Regions from separate parts of the Homo sapiens genome. Here region 2 is linked to region 1. Evidence: chromatin loops called from intact Hi-C (ENCODE). Cell type or tissue: breast epithelium. All regions are shown on one strand. Each heading gives the region's core, and the rest is flanking DNA. Links, peaks and the distances in the headings are about the cores only.

Region 1 (2,918 bases), core at 183-2,682:
GGCTTTCTCCAGCATCATTCAGACAGCAAGAAAGCAGATAGCAGCCCTCAGCCAGAGTTGGGGCTTTGTAGATGGACATTATGGAGAGTACAATATTGGCAAGATGTCACTGAAACAGTGTGCTCTGGAATGTGGCCCTAAAGATGGAAGGAAGGGAAGAAAGAAGAGGGTTGGCAGATTGATTAGAAAAAGTCGAGGGGCCCCTGGGGTCTTGTGAAATGAGTAGGTAATGTAGTTGTGGTCAGAAAGAGGGATTCTTAAATAAGTTCTTTTTGAATATTTCTTAAATAAATGCTTCTTGAATTTTTCAGGATGGCAAGGGCTGGGGTGGGACTATGGCATTAGTGCATGAAAGGGAGAAGGTGATTGGCAGTAAGAAGTGAGGCTACTGAGAGGCCAGAATGCATTGGTCATGTCATGTCTCTGGATGCATAGGTCCTGGTCTGATGAAGGACACACATTGGAGAGGAACATGTGAGCCCAGAATCAGAATTTCAGTGAACCAGGAGCAGCAGCTGGGAATTTGGAAATTATAGACTTTAGGAAGCTTTGGGGTTGTATTCTATTCACATGGACCTGAAATGAATTTTCTTCCAAGAACATTGAGGAGTAATGGTCTGGAAGTGGCACTTGGGAAAAGAACATTAATCTTACTTCCTTGCCCTGAGGTGTGAAAGGTATGAGAGAATCAGAGCCAGCTACCCACAGGTCTACAAATTTTTACTTGCAGGTTTTGTCTCAAAGTGGGTTCAAGGATCTATTTTCACCTTTTTTTTTTTTCCCTGAGTAGTCCAGACTTTGTTTTGGTTATTTCTGAAGCAACTGAATTGGTGTTAGGGCTATTGAAAAATATTTTGGTCTATTTTATGGTCAATCCAAGACCTTTCTTGGCTAATCCCAGAAACCCAACTAAACTCTCAAGGTCTGCCCACAGACTTCCAGATCTTCAGGATCAGAAAGTCTGAGAATAAGGCAGTACCCTCTTGGTTAAGCATTTTTTCACTTGGACTTACAAAGAAATATGATGACTTTGCCTTGTGTCTTTGGCCTTAAGCTTGCCAAACTAAAAAAGAAACTCAACCAAAAAAGAAAACCAAACAAAGGAACATTAATTTGGCAAAAGGACTCTGAAAAGGGGGAAATGAGATCAGAGAGAAACTGGCTAGTAAGAATTGCTAAATTGGCCCATTTGCTGTGGTAGGAATTCACATGGCATCTCAAGGCTGAAAGCTTTTTGTGCATTCAAGAACCGAAGGTGATGGAATGTGCATTTTTGTCTGAATATGGAGGAATATTTATTTGCTGTATGTGGCTGAGTCAAAAGCTAAATTTATGGATTTGTTAGGATTGGGGAGTATGAGCAAAAGTGCAGCAGTTTAACATGTGAAGATGTCATTTAGAAATTTTTTGGAATACAGAATGTTATTTTCCCAGAGAAACAGTCATAAATGGTGATTAAGTTGCTGGGCCCAGCCAGACAAGACCTGCTAAAGCCAATTTAACTCAGAAGGCTAACAAATGATCATTCTGTACTAATAGTCCTCTTGAACACTCTAATCTTATTTTTTCCATTCTTAGCCTAAAAATGTGAGTGTAAAATGAAAGTCCTGAGTAAGTGAGTCAAGGCTTGTGAAAAAATGCTTAGCATGATCAGAGAGATTGATTGATTTTTGAGTTATGTGAGATGATGAAGAAGCAGTGGTCAGCCCACAGTTTAAGGAAGTCAGTTTAACTGTATGAGATGAATGAGAAAACAGCTTACTAGCTTCTATATTACTTTTGTCTTTTCTGTTAGTGAAAGTGAACTTTAGATTGATAATGGTTAAAGGTCTGGTGAAGTCTACAGAAGCTCATGCTGCCCAAGAATATTTTAGAAAGGAGTATAATTGTTCCAAATGAGTTAACCAGGGTATTAAAAGAGCTTGTAGATTTGCTTTGGGAAGTGCAGCCGGTCATCTCAAGGTGATACAGGGACTGGGACAGCTGCCAGAATCTAGTGGGGCAAATGTGACAGTTCTCAAAAAGGGGTGAAGTTAGGGTAGAAGTTGGGCATAGGCTAAATTCCCATAAATGGAGACACTGGAGCTGAAGCACTAATCTCCATATTCCAGAATGAGATGTTTAAGCAGATGGTTTGTGAATATTAGAAAAAAGGTCATTAGGAGCCAACATGATGAGTTCAATAAAATAAGTCATCCCAAACTGAATACATTACTTTTTTTTCAATGGAGGTTGTTAGATTGACAGAATAGGAGAGGGCCACAGACATTTTTGGTGTTTTGATTTTAGCAAGATGTGTGGGGAAAAAATGTATTTAAATACAAAATGAAGAAATGTGTGCCTGGTGACAGCATGCTTATCTGGGCAGTTATTCTTAAAACTGTGGAATAATGGATGAAAATCAATCTCTAGAGGAGACAAAAATCAATATGAATTAAAGTAAATTCCTGCCCCTAATTCATAAATATCAGCTGTTTAAGTAAATAGCCTAAGAGCAGAGAGTAATGATGGATCACATGAAATGGCTGGGTATTTGGTTAACGAAGCTCCGTGTGAATTGAGCATGTGATAACAATGTCAAAAGGTTAATGAAAATCTAGGTCGCATTTGTACCTGTGTCCAGAATAAAGGAAATACTAGGCTTTTCCTGCTCAGTATTGGTAAAGCTGCCTCTCATTCTGAGTGCTGACTTTAAAAGGGGAGCATATTGAGAGGGAATGATCAGCATGGTAGAAGATCCCGATATTTAGGCAAGAACATGACAGCAAGATTTAAATATTTGTCAAGAGTAATTGGTGGATGGCATTGCAAAATGTAGCATTAAGACCCATGAATAGAAGGTATATATGAGCAACTAGATTTCATTTCAGTAGAAAGATTTTGTCATAATTAAAATACCTCACACCTTGGAGGAGATG
Region 2 (2,918 bases), core at 152-2,651, 52 kb after region 1:
AGGATGTCTTTTCATTTATTTAGGTCTTTCATTTCTATCAACAATATTTTATAGTTTCAGTGTGTAAGTCTCATACTTGTTTTTTCTCTTAAATTTATTCTAAGTACATTGTTCTTTTGATGCTATTATAAATTGTTTCGTTAATTTAACTTTTGGATTACCTATTGTAGTGTATAGAAATGTAATTGCTTTTTTGTATATTGATTTTTGTGTGTGTGCTGCAACCTTGCTAAACTGGCTTATTTGCTCTAATAGTATTTTGGGTGGATTCCTTAGGATTTTTATATACGATGTCATACTGTCTGTGAACAGAAGTAGTTTTACTTCTTCCTTTCCAATTTGGAGGACTTTATTTTTTCTTACCTAGTTGTCCTGACTAGAACCTCCAATATAATGATCTTAGGAGGAAAGCATTCAGTCTTTCACCATTAAGTGTGATACTAGGTGTGGGTTTTTTCATTGATACTCTTTATCAGGTTGGGAAAGTTCTATTCCTAGTTTATGAGTGTTTTTAATCATGGAATGATGTTGGATTTTGCCAGATGCTCTTTCTGTGTCTATTGACATTATCTTGTGTGTAGTTTTTGTTCGTTATTCTATTAATATGGTATATTACAAGAATTGATAACTTTTGTACTTTGAATCATCCTTGCATTCCTGGATAGATCCCACTTGGTCATAGTATGTAGTACTTATTTTATATGGCAGGATTTGGTTTTCTAGTATTTTATTGAAGATTTTTCCATCTATATTTGCAAGAGATATTAGGTCTCTAGTTTTCTTATGTTGTCTTTGGTTTTGGTATCAGCATAATACCAGTCGCATAGAATGAGTTGAGAAGTGTTCCCTCTTCTTTGTTTTTAAAAGAGTTTATGAAACATTGGTGTTAATTCTTCTTTAAATGGTAGGTGGAATTCATCAGTGAAACCATCTGAGACTGGGCTTTTCTTTGCAGGAATTATTTTTTTTCTGTTAGTCCAGTCTCTTTATTTGTTAAAAATAGGTCTATTCAAGTTTTCTATTTTTGCTTGAGTTACCTTAAGTAGTACATATTTTTCTAGGAATTCTTCCATTTTATCTAAGTTGTCTAATTAGTTGGCTTATAATTATGCATAGTATCCCCTTATAATCCTTTTTATTTTTGTAAGAGTAACAGTAATGTTTCCCTTTTCATTTCTGATTTTAACCCTTTGAGTCTTCTTTTTTTCTTGATCAGCCTAGCTAAGTTTGCCAATTTTGTTATCTTTTCAAAGAACCAACTTTGTTTAGTTGATTTTTTTGTTACTTTTCTGTCCTGTATTTCATTTATTTCCACTTGTTGCCTTTTGATTTTAATATTTAGTTCATTTATATTTAATGTAATTACTCATGAAGTAGGAGTTAAACCTGCCATTTTGCTATTTGTTTTCCATGTGTCTTTTTGTCTCTTGTTTTTCTATTCCTTCATTACTACTTTTTTTGTGTGTTAAATAGATATTTCTAGTATGCCATTTTAATTCCATTATTGTTTCTTTATCTTTTTTTAGTGGCTTCCCTGGGGATTATAATTAACAACTTAATTTAAAATAATATAGTTTGAATTAATGGCAATTTTAATTTCAAATAGTACACAAAAACTTTACTTTGGTACAGATCTGTTCCTTCTCTACTCCTTTGTGGTATTATCATCATGCAAATTACAACTTAATGCATTATAAGCTTACCAACAGTTTCATAATTGTTGCTTTGTGTCTTTTAAATAAGATAGAAGAAAATAGAGACATACAAAAATATACTACTTTTCATATTTATATATGTAGTTAGTTCTATCTCTGCTTTTTTTTTCTGTAGGTGGATTTGAGTTACTGTCATGTGTCTATTTAAGCCTGAAGGACTCTCTTAGTATAGGTTAAGTGTTTCTTGTCCACAATGCTTGGGACCAGAAGCGTTTCAGATTTCAGATTTTTTTCAGATTTTGGAAAATTTGCATTATACTTACCATTGGAGCATCCCAAATCCAAAATGCTCCACTGAGCATTTTCCTTGAATATTATGTCAGCACTTGAAAAGTTTTAGATTTTGGACCATTTCAGATTCAGATTTTTGAATTAAAGGTGTTCAATCTGGGCTGAGTGCGGTGGCTCACGCCTGTAATCCCACAACTTTTGGGAGGCTGAGGGTGGCAGATCACGAGGTCAGGAGTTTGAGACCATCCTCACTATCACAGTGAAACCCCATCTCTACTAAAAATACAGAAACTTAGCCGGGCATGGTGACATGCGCCTGTGGTCCCAGCTACTTGGGAGGCTGAGGCAGGAGAATCGCTTGAACCCGGGAGGCGGAGGTTGCAGGGAGCCGAAGTCACGCCACTGCACTCCAGCCTGGGCAACAGAGTGAGACTCTGTCTCAAAAAAAAAAAAAAGAAAAAAGGGTGTTCAGTCTGTGTTTCTGGTAGGGCAGCTGATATGATTTGGCTGTGTCCTCACCCAAATCTCATCTCAAATTGTAGCTCCCATAATTCCCACATGTTGTAGGAGGGACCTGGTGGGAGATAATTGAATCATGTGGGCAGTTTTCCTCATATTGTTCTCATGGTAGTGAATAAGTCTCACAAGATCTGATGGTTTTATAAGGGGAAACGCGTTTCACTTGACTCTCATTCTTTCTTGCCTGCCTCCATATAAGACATGCCTTTTGCCTTCTGCCATGATTGTGAGGCCTTCCCAGCCATGTGGAACTGTGAGTCCATTAAACCTCTTTTTCTTTATAAATGAACTAGTCTCAGGTATGTCTTTATCAGCAGTGTGAAAACAGACTAATATAGCAGGTCTCTGCCAACAACAGATTCTTTCAGATTTTATTTATCTGGGAATGTCTTAATTTCTCCATTTTTGAAGGATGGGTTTGCTGGATATAGAATACTTGGTTGACAGTCTTTC

The links. Peaks named below come from ENCODE experiments on the same cell type or tissue, not always from the same donor. Only the 100,000 strongest peaks of a DNase experiment are listed, where the experiment ranks them.
Region 2: a loop joins it to region 1, with 9 times the contacts of the local background. A loop is called at or near these places in 6 of 110 quality-filtered maps.

What each region holds. Positions count from the first base shown.
Region 1 is chr12:45,308,799-45,311,716 of GRCh38, forward strand. The region is part of intron 2 of ANO6 (anoctamin 6); the gene reads left to right. Among named protein-coding and RNA genes, the nearest start is that of ANO6, 94 kb to the left of the region's middle. In breast epithelium, for the core only: a CTCF peak has its summit at 1,212; no DNase peak of the experiment used is centred there; H3K27ac peaks cover 1,574 bases.
Region 2 is chr12:45,361,177-45,364,094 of GRCh38, forward strand. All of the region lies in intron 8 of ANO6 (anoctamin 6), which reads left to right. Among named protein-coding and RNA genes, the nearest start is that of ANO6, 150 kb to the left of the region's middle. In breast epithelium, for the core only: no CTCF peak of the experiment used is centred there; no DNase peak of the experiment used is centred there.